Regions from separate parts of the Homo sapiens genome. Here all the other regions are linked to region 4. Evidence: chromatin loops called from intact Hi-C (ENCODE). Cell type or tissue: GM12878. All regions are shown on one strand.

Evidence for each region. A loop is a pair of places that touch in the nucleus more often than their neighbours do. Peaks named below come from ENCODE experiments on the same cell type or tissue, not always from the same donor. Only the 100,000 strongest peaks of a DNase experiment are listed, where the experiment ranks them.
Region 1: a loop joins it to region 4, with 5 times the contacts of the local background. A loop is called at or near these places in 4 of 110 quality-filtered maps.
Region 2: it touches region 4 in a loop (9-fold over the local background); 54 of 110 quality-filtered maps call a loop at or near these places.
Region 3: a loop joins it to region 4, with 5 times the contacts of the local background. A loop is called at or near these places in 4 of 110 quality-filtered maps.

What each region holds. Positions count from the first base shown.
Region 1 is chr1:101,437,028-101,439,527 of GRCh38, forward strand. No RefSeq gene overlaps it. Among named protein-coding and RNA genes, the nearest start is that of LINC01307, 110 kb to the left of the region's middle. In GM12878, a CTCF peak has its summit at 1,557; a DNase peak (open chromatin) is centred at 1,504; H3K27ac peaks cover 1,849 bases.
Region 2 is chr1:100,919,934-100,922,433 of GRCh38, forward strand. SLC30A7 (solute carrier family 30 member 7) reads left to right here. Exons shown (of 11, transcript NM_133496.5): 8 at 1,773-1,908. Among named protein-coding and RNA genes, the nearest start is that of SLC30A7, 25 kb to the left of the region's middle. In GM12878, a CTCF peak has its summit at 1,348 (motif pointing right); no DNase peak of the experiment used is centred here.
Region 3 is chr1:101,405,511-101,408,010 of GRCh38, forward strand. No RefSeq gene overlaps it. Among named protein-coding and RNA genes, the nearest start is that of LINC01307, 83 kb to the left of the region's middle. In GM12878, a CTCF peak has its summit at 942 (motif pointing left); a DNase peak (open chromatin) is centred at 2,391; H3K27ac peaks cover 2,392 bases.
Region 4 is chr1:101,356,181-101,358,680 of GRCh38, forward strand. The region is part of intron 4 of LINC01307 (long intergenic non-protein coding RNA 1307); the gene reads left to right. Among named protein-coding and RNA genes, the nearest start is that of LINC01307, 34 kb to the left of the region's middle. In GM12878, a CTCF peak has its summit at 1,390 (motif pointing left); a DNase peak (open chromatin) is centred at 1,391; H3K27ac peaks cover 431 bases.

The DNA of each region.
Region 1 (2,500 bases), 81 kb after region 4:
ATAGCTCACTGCAGCCTCGAACTCCTGGGTTCAAGCAATCCTCCCACCTCAGCCTCACCAAGAAGCTGGTGCCCAAGCATGCACCACCACACCTGGCTAATTTTTGTATTTTTTTCTAGAGACAGGGTCTTGCTATGTTGTCCAGGTTGGTGTTGAACTCCTGGGCTCAAGAAATCCTCCCACCTTTGGCTTCCAAACTGCTGGGATTACAGGTGAGAGCCACTGCACCCAGCCTTTGCTCTGCTTTTTTGGTGACATAGGTTTGGTTTAGATGATTGCTTCTAGGAAAACTGTGTTAGCAACTCTGCAGTGTGTAGAGGTTCCTAAAGATGGAGAGGAGGCACAGGATTCTAGTTCTTGTCTTTCCAGCTAGCAGCGAACTGGGGTTTAGAACCAAATAAAATCAGAATTCCCACGGTGTGAGGAGAGGTACTCAGGATAAAACTGGCTTCAGACTCTGGGCAAGGCAGGGACTGGTCTATGTCAGCTGGAGGCATCTTTCCCAGACACTGGAGAGTGCATGTGTGGAGTTTCCACACTAGGCACAGTGTCTAGCTACCAGGAACAGAGGCTGGCACTGTTCTGCACCTATACCAGAAACTCAACAGAGGAGGCTTACTTTTATTCATATTGTTTTACTAACCATCCCCCACCCCATAGGAGGAAGGGGAAAAAATAACTTGTGAATAAAGTGGAAGAAAATTAAGATATAAAAAAGATTTGCTTGCCTTTTTTGTTTTTAAGGGTTTGTGAAGAGGCAAAAAAGGCTGAATCCCATTCTGTTCTTCAGGAATTATTCCTGAAGTATTTTGTTCTTTGTCTTAGATCAAGTCTGAAGATGTGAGATGTACTGCTACACATTGTTGTTATCTATTCTGTAGTGGAAATACACATTCCAGAACTGGATGTGGCATGGTGTAATTTTCCTGTCTAATTAGCCCTAGCACTCTTAAGTTAAAGGCTCACACTGCATGTCCGTTGGCATGACATCAGTCCACCACTGACTCTGACTGTCAGCAGGAATCTAAATATTTGGGCCAATGCATTTTGTCTAGAGCTTATATTTGTAGTTCAAAGAGAACTTCTTTGTAATGAAAAAAAAAGCATTTTTGTTATTATGTTTCCTCTTCTTTGGAATTAGCAACTATCCCAATTAAGCCTCTCTAACTTCTCCTACTTCCCCAATAGGCATACCTCTTGAACTGCTTTAGTTACCAACAAAAATGGGAATGATAGGTCTTTGTAATTAGCTTTTTAGAGATAGAAAAATCACAGCTATTAACCCCAGACTGTGTCTAATGTGGAGTCTCAACTTAATAAATTAGCTAGAAGTATGCTGCCTTTCTCTGTAGTGAAGCCTTATGGCAGCCCTGGCTTATGGCTGCTGGTTACTGATGAACCAAAAAGATTGTTGTGAGGCTATTTCTATTGTCCTACGCTCATCATCTTAGGTGTGGAAGAGTCATTAAAAAATTAAAGTTATCAAAGAATTATTAAAGATCACTGTTTCGTCCCTTCCCTGCCCCAGTGCTGGTACTCTCTTTACAACATCTCCCCCACGTGGTAGCCTTGATCCTGATAGAACTCACCTCATGAGCCTGAGGCAAAAATAGTCTCCAGCTTCCAGCAGACAGTTACAATTTGGAGTTATCCATCAAAATAGTCTACTTAAAACTGTAGAGAGCTATAGCTTAGAAGGAGACATAAATGTATAAATAGATAAATTGATATAAAATGTTGTGAGTGCTTTGATATAGGCACAAATAACTTGTTAAGAAACAACTAACTGCCTGGGAAAGTCTTGGAAAGATACCCTGAGGAGACATTGGAATCTGTCTTGAAGAATAAGTAGAAGTGAGTGTGTGTATGGGTGGGGGTGAGGGGGACTGGGAGTGAGTAAGAATATTTCCACAGAAAGAATAGCCGGTACAAAGATATGAAATCTGGAAAAGGCTGCGTTAAGCCAGGGCAAGAAGTTGAGAATGGCTGGATGGAAGGGCTTATGAAGTGGATTCTCTTTTCAGAAAGAGATGGCTTGAGCCTGGCTATTTGGGGGTTTGCTTGTTCAACCAAGAAGTTTAGATTTTATCTTACAGAAAAAGAGAAGACATCAAGAGGTTTGAAGCATGGGAGTGACTTGATTTGATTTCCAGTTTAGAAAGATAACACTAGTGGCAGTTTTGAATACTTATTTGATGGAGAAGGGAGTGAATCAGGGATACAGGCTGGGTGTAAAGCACTCTGCCCTCCCAGCAGCCCAGGTGGCCTGTTTTTGGTTCAGAAAATAAAGTTACTGTTTATAGAGACAGACTTAACTGGTTGTGATAGATCATTGCAAAATGTTATGCCTGATGTATGAATATTTGCAAAGTAAAATGGAAAATTGTGGCAATTGCTTGGATTATGCAGGGAAACAAAAATTGACTTGAAATACTAACATAAGGAATTTTAAGATGGAAAAAGCATAGATCAACGAGCAAAAGCTTTCTTTTTTTTTCCC
Region 2 (2,500 bases), 440 kb before region 4:
TCAGTATCCTACCACATCTTCTAAGGCTTTTAACTTTGTATAAGTTAAACATCCTAGTTTATGTTTCTTTCTTAGTGATTTTTTTCTTAAACAGTTTATGTAGTAAGAAGGCTTTAGGTAGTTTTAATGACACTTACTAATAAAACCAGTTTTCAGGTTAGCAAATAAATGGTAGCCAGGGACTTTCCAGTCTAAGGAAAATCAAGAACAAATCATTATTTTCTTACAAATCATTATTTTCTTTTTCTTTTCATGTTTAGAGTTATTTTCATTTTTTATTCTACCAAAACACTGATTAAAGAATATAAAGGCTTAAAAGCATGTATCATATATAAGAGTTTGTAGTTAGGGACCTTCAATCTGCTTTGATGTGTATTTTTTTTCCAGTTGTAGTTTTAAAAGTTAAAGTGGCCCCAACATTATTAACCTATTTAATTCACTGCTATTTGAAATACGTGATAGGAACCGAATATTTATTCTATAAGTATGTCTGACAAAATTTATTTCTTTTGGAAATATTTTTAAGAAAGTTGTTCTTAAAGGACTGTTCTTTTTGAAGAACAGTTATAATAATAGAGTTAAACTGTATATAAACGAAAAGTTATATGTAGGTAGTGAGGGATGATTTATATTTAATATAATATTTGATATAAATTTCCATCAGTGGCAGATAAAATGAAGTATAATTTTCCAGAACACAAGATTTGATTTGACTCATTAGCAGTCAATTTTTAAGTTATTAGAACATTTCTTGAGTTTGTTTGTATTTATATACCTAAAAATAATTACAGTTCACCCTTTATTGTGCAGTGAATACTAAAAAAGAAAAATCAAGTATTTCTCAACTACATACATGCTTTTTATGCATTAACTATTTCTTTTCAGATAGGGCAGATGATGGTATTGAATAATGTTCTATTTTTAGCAAGACATGATTGAAGTTTAAAAGAATGTTTGTGGTATAGAAATTTTGTATTAAAGATCTAAACGTTGAATAATTTGTCTCAGTTGAGTTTTTTCAGAAAGTATTGTACATAAATCTTACTTCTTGACATTTTAAATGGTTTTCTGGGCAACTTTGACTTACTAAATGTTATTATGTCTAAGTTTTTAGAATATCAGTATAACATCAGTATCCTACCAATTTAATATTTAATTATTAAAAGTTCAACATGTATTTTATATTTATTTAAAAATATTCAAATCAGTGCCTGCTTTCACGTCACCTCTGAGTGTAGTATGTAACCAGTTTAGATAGAGCTTTTAGGATAATTAATAAGTGTAACAGGATAAGTGAAATTATGGTTTATGGGAAATTGTAGTCCCAAATGGTAATAATTGTAATCACCAGCAGAGGGCTCTGTATGTACGTATATCTATAGTTAAAAATGTTTTCTTGACCAGTTCTTTTAGCCTAATGCAATTTCCATCCCATAACAAATTACTGACTTTTGGACTCCTGTTAGCCAGAGGTGAATGTTCACAAACAATTTTTAAAATCAACTTGCTTCTCTACTTCATTTATATCATTAAGAAAAGGTATAAATTACCAGTCAGATATTTCAACCCCTGTTGATTTGAAACAGAAAAAGTGATTTTAATTCATAAATGTACTATTACATGGTTACTAAATGGTGAATATACATGCTTACTTATTTTTGAAGTTGATATCTAGTTTTTTATATATAAAATTAAGAGTATAGCTCTAGGATATATTCGTATTTTAAATTAACCAAAAGACTGTTTTGATTTTTATTATGGTTTATTTCTAGGTGTATTTTTACATATCCTAGCAGATACACTTGGAAGTATTGGTGTAATTGCTTCTGCCATCATGATGCAAAATTTTGGTCTGATGATAGCAGATCCTATCTGTTCAATTCTTATAGCCATTCTTATAGTTGTAAGGTAAGTGTTATTGTTACTTTCAAGTATTAAAGTGAGACTGAGAGAGAAATATGTTACTTAAATTATAGGTCTAAAATACAAATAATTATGTTGGTTTTCCTTTGCTTGCTTTTTTTTTTTTTTTTTTTTTGAGACAGAGTCTCGCTCTGTCACCCAGGCTGGAGTGCTGTGGCACTGTCTCGGCTCATAGCCATCTCTGCCTCCTGGGTTGAAGCAATTCTCCTGCGTCAGCCTCTCAAGTAGCTGGGATTACAGACAACTGCAACCAGCTGTACGTTAGTGCCCAGCTAATTTTTGTATTTTTAATAGAGATGGGGTTTTACCATGTTGGCCAGGCTGGTCTCAAACTCTTGACCTCAGGTGATCCACCTGCCTCAGCCTCTGAAAGCGCTGGGATTACAGGCATGAGCCACCGCACCCGGCCAGATACCCTTTTCATTTTTATATGTTTTCTGTGTTTGCCATGTATTTGTTACCTAGAGTTTGATGTTTCTTTTTGATATTTGGCAGTTAAATTTTTGGTCATAATTCAAATCAATAGTAATTTTCTTGAATGCAACATTACATCTATAGAGTAAAATAATGGAAATAT
Region 3 (2,500 bases), 49 kb after region 4:
CAATCTGATTCATTCAACATGAAATGCACGGTTTTATAGATAATCATTTTGTCATAGGAGATGTTTCTAATTAATCGTATCACTCATACCAGATGCATCGTTCTCCAGTTTCTAAAATGGAACCTGATTTTTGGCCAGAATAGTATAAGTTTGGTGAGTATAAGTGACAAAAATGTTGTCTTAGCGTGTACAACATACCTTCAACAAATTGTCGTTTGCTTGTTGAAAATCTGGTGGCAACTTCACATCCTGGAAAAGCCTCTGGGGCCCAAATGGTTTTAGTGTTTGTGGGTGAATATGTTATGCCTCACAGAATGTTATGCTTTGTTTGGGTTTGCTTATAGTACTTTAACATAATCTCAAGTTACTCCTTCTTTACTTGCACTACAGAGTGTTCCATATCCCTGCCTCTCTCTCTTGAGCCTCAGTTATGGCATCCTCTGTTTACCTTAACTCCTGTCTTCCTTGCCTCTTGGCCCCAAAGCACTTATTTTGATATAACTCCCATTTAGCATCTGTATGGACATCTTCTGACATTTTTTCTGCCTCCCTAACTAACCTAAATGTTCTTTGAAGGCAAAGGCTGCCTTACTTCACACTAATCATAACATCCTATGCATAGTAAACACTTAGAAAACTGATGCTGATGATATCATCACGTTACTCAAGTTTTCTATTCTGGTCCTTCTCATTGTTTCATTTCATCCCCCTTTATCTCTGGATCAAATTGAAGCTGCTGATTAAATTATTTAAACAAAGCTTTGGCCATGTTGTTTTTTGTTTGTCTTCCCTCCTTTTTTCTTTCCCGTTGGCTGTCCGATATGCATGCTCTTCTTTACTATTGGGCACCAAACCGTATTGCTCCTTAATGTATCTCTGGCCACTTTCTCCAGGTAATCTTGATGAAGTTCCTTTAGCCATTTTCACCTCACCAGGACCATCTAGAGGCCAATTTTATGTTCAGCTTAGTCCTGTAATCATACCTTATTCTTTATTTTGGAAGACAGTGCTCCTGTCTGTGATTGTGGCTGAAAGGCTAATGTTCAACATCCAATTCTTGACATTTTCCTGGGTCATCATGCTCCTTCCTTGGGGTTCCAAATGCTGCTCGCTTGTAGCTCTATTTGGAAATCTTTTGATTCTGCATTGAATTGTAATGCAGAATAAAACATAAAAGTTGGTTATTTCTCTACCCTTATTAGATTTTCAAAATTTTGCAAAAAGAAGGGATGGGCACATCTGTGGCATATCAGCACAGTACTGGGGACTAGCAGTAGGTACTTAATAGATATTTGGAATTAAAACAAAACAATCTTTTCCACCATGGAGCCAAGTTTGTCCTGTGATTAAGGACTATTTCTACAATTCAAAGAGCTGTTCTTAAATAGTAAAGCTGTCATCTTGATTCACTGCCAACCCAAGGCCTTGCTCAAAATGAATGATTTTGCTCCGTATTTCTTAAAGTATATTCTCCTACATTGTTAGAATGATAATCACTAAATACTAAATGCTTCAATAAAGTGTATAATGTGCTTCACATATTGAGAATATATTTATAGGAATCTTTATAATTTAGTTGTATAAGTTGGGCAAGTTAACCTCTTTGTGTCTAGGTTTTTTATTGTGTAAAATGGGGATAAGTATTGTGGACAAGCCTCACAAGTCCTTTTTTTTTTTTAAGTAATTTCTGATAGTTCTACCTTTAATTCCACCACTTTCCTCCATTCACCAAAGATTTGTTATAATATTTCTGCTATTTACAGGATTCTCCAGGTTTTTCCTACAGATGGAGACAGTTCCTACAGTAGAAAGTGGTAATTTATGTGTGACGTGACCACTAGCTGGCCTTACCAATGTGTCTTTTTCATGCTTTAACTGTAGTTGGGTCAAAAGTTGGAAAACTGAGGTGATGAAATCTGTCAGAGAAGCATAGAACTATTATTTTGTGGCAATGTTAAGTGATTTTTAAAAACAGATGTTAATTGAGGTCCAAGCAGTAAATTAGTAGTTAAACCTCCCTTAGGTTTTACAAAGAGAGTTCAAGACTGACTTAAGATCCCTGTCCTGGATTAACATGAAGTGAGACTTAAAATTAGATTGCCAAGAAGGTAATGTATCACCAAAGGGTCAGGTGATATATGACCAAAGGGTCAAGGTGAAAAGAGAAGGTGATATATCACCAAAGAGTCAGGGTGCACCTTGTTTGCAGTGATATTTGTTGGGGCAGCTCTTAAAAACGAGCAAAGGTCAAAGTTGTTAATGAAGCTGACCCCACAGGTGTGAAGCTTGTAGGTTTCAGTTCAGTTTTACCCTTCAGAGATCAGTGACAGCCAGCCCTAGAGGCACCATCTGCAGCCCTATGGGAAAGAGGTCTGATTTAGAACATGTGGGAAAGGAAGAAGTACATTTGAATTTGAAAGTTGACTTAATTATATTCTCTGCTTTCAGAGAGCTTCCCCTTTGCACATCTCACCCTTTTTCTTACCCACGCTGCAGAACT
Region 4 (2,500 bases):
TGTGTGTGTGCAGTAAAAGCCTTTGAAATTTACTCTGTCAGCAATTTTGAAATGTATAATACACTCTTATTAACTATATTCACCACACTATGCATTAGATTAAAAAAAAAAAAACAAACTTATTACTCCTGTCTGAGATTTTGCACCCTTTGGCTATAATCTCCCCATTCCCACACCCTCTTCAGCCGCCACACTCCGCGCCTTTGTAATCACCATTCTACTCTCTGCTTCTTTGAGTTTCATTGTTTTAGATTCCCCATATGAATGAGAACATGAAATATTTGTGTTGTTTTTCTCTGCCTGACTTATTTCACTCTCTAATTACATCCATATTTTTGAAAATGACAGAATTTCCTTATTTTACAAGGCTAAATAGTATTTCATTGTGTATTTACCACATCTGCTTTATCTATTCATCTGTTTTTGGACACCTAGGTTAATTCTATAACTTGGCTATTGTGAATAGTGTTGCAATGAACATGAGTGTGCAGAGACCTCTTCAAAAAACCGACTTCAATTTTGGGTAAATACTCGGAAGTGGGATTGTTGGATCACCTGGTAATTCTAATTTTAGTTTTTTGAGGAACCTCCATACGTTTTTCCATAAGGGCTGTTTACATTCCCACTAACAGTATACAATGGTTCCCTTTTTTCCACATTCTCAGCAGCACTTGTTATCTTTTGCCTGTTTTGATAATAGCAATTCTGACAGGTATGAGGTGATTTCTCATTGTGGTTTTAGTTTGCACTTTCCTAATGATTAGTGATGTTGAGCATTTTTAAATATATCTTTTGGCCATTTGTATGTCTTCTTTTGAGAAATGTCTATTGCAGTCCCTTGCCTATTTTTTAATTTTTTTTTTTTTTTTGCTATTGAGCTGTTCGAGTTTCCGATATATTTTGAATACTAACCCCTTATCAGATGTATGGCTTGCAAATATTTCCCCCCAACCAGTAGATTGTATCTTCACACTGTTGTTTCTTTGCTGTGCAGAAGCCTTTTAGTTGGATGTAGTTTTAGTTTGACTTGTGACTAAAGGATGCACCTGAGGATGTCAGAATGTACATCTTCCAGCAGGAGTCAGGGAACTGAATTTAAGTTAGGAGAGTCAAGGAGCCTGGATCCTGTCTTTAGGTCCTGGTTCACATTCAGTAGGAGAGGAGTCTCTTTTAAGTTCAATGAAGGCAGATGAGGCTCAAACATTCCTTTATGCAGATCCTTAAAAGAGGGGGGCATAAAAACAGAGAGAGAAAAGCCTGCATTTGGAAGTCTGATACAGAGCAATATTCATTCCCACACTAGACTGAGGGAGAAACTCTCACAAATCTGATATCATCATCTTTTAAACCAGGAGTAGGGGAGAAGCTGTCAGAGAACAGTGCCACCATGTGGCAGAGTAAAGAATAGCAATAGTTGGGACAATAGACCAGCCAATAGGAGTCTGCAGTAGCTTGCAGGAGACTGGGGTTTTGGGGACAGGAGGCAAGCTGGAGGTGAAAGCATGATGGATAAAGCCTTTTTTTTTTTTTCAGTACAATACTAATGAAGGGTCACTGTGGCCTGGGAAAATAGCATTATATTGGGATAGTTACCCGAGCCTTTAGTTATTTCCAAGCCTGGGAAAGGGAAGGTTACTTGCAGAAACTGGAGATTGTAGAAGCACATTCTTTTTTTTTTTTTTTTTTTTTTTTTTTTTAAGACTGAGTCTCATTCTGTCCCACAGGCTGGAGTGCAGTGGCGTGATCTCGGCCCACTGCAACTTCTGCCTCCCGGGTTCAAGCAATTCTCCTGTCTCAGCCTCCCAAGTAGCTGGGATTACAGGTGCCTGCCACTACGCCTGGCTAATTTTTTTTGTAGTTTTACTAGAGGCAGGGTTCCTTCATGTTGGCCGGGCTGGTTTAGAACTCCTGACCTTAAGGGATCCTCCCGCCTCGGCCTCGCAAAGAGCTAGGATTACAGGTATGAGCCACCACGGGAAGAGCATTCTTTAGACAACCAGGAAAACTTGAATTTAGTGTTTATCCTTAACTGAGCTTTGTGGATCATGACTAACAATCGCCAATAGCTTGGGAAGTTTAAGAAGGACTTTTTGCGTTTAGGAAGTAGAGAGGGCAGAGATAAACAAAGGAACCAGAAACGGAGCATTGGGTTCCAGGAGGCACAAGAGGCAGCAGAAGTGACTGAACATTGATATCTTGAGCTCAAGAGCTCTAAATAAGCCCAGGCAGTTCAAAGCCGGGCTCTAACTGTGGCTGAAATTGCTGACCTGCGTATAGTTTATAATCTTTTATAACCTCACACTCTAGGAAAGTAATCTTGTGATTTTATCACAGCCAAAATGAACATTTTGTCTCATTGCTTTATACCTGAGGACAAAAGAACTAAGGCATTACATTAGAGATGTCAATCATGGAGGCTGCCGGCCCTCTGTCCTTCCTCAGTGAAACAGACCTGTGCGTAGCCACTGCTGAGCAGACTTTCCTGTGCTGCCAGGGCCAT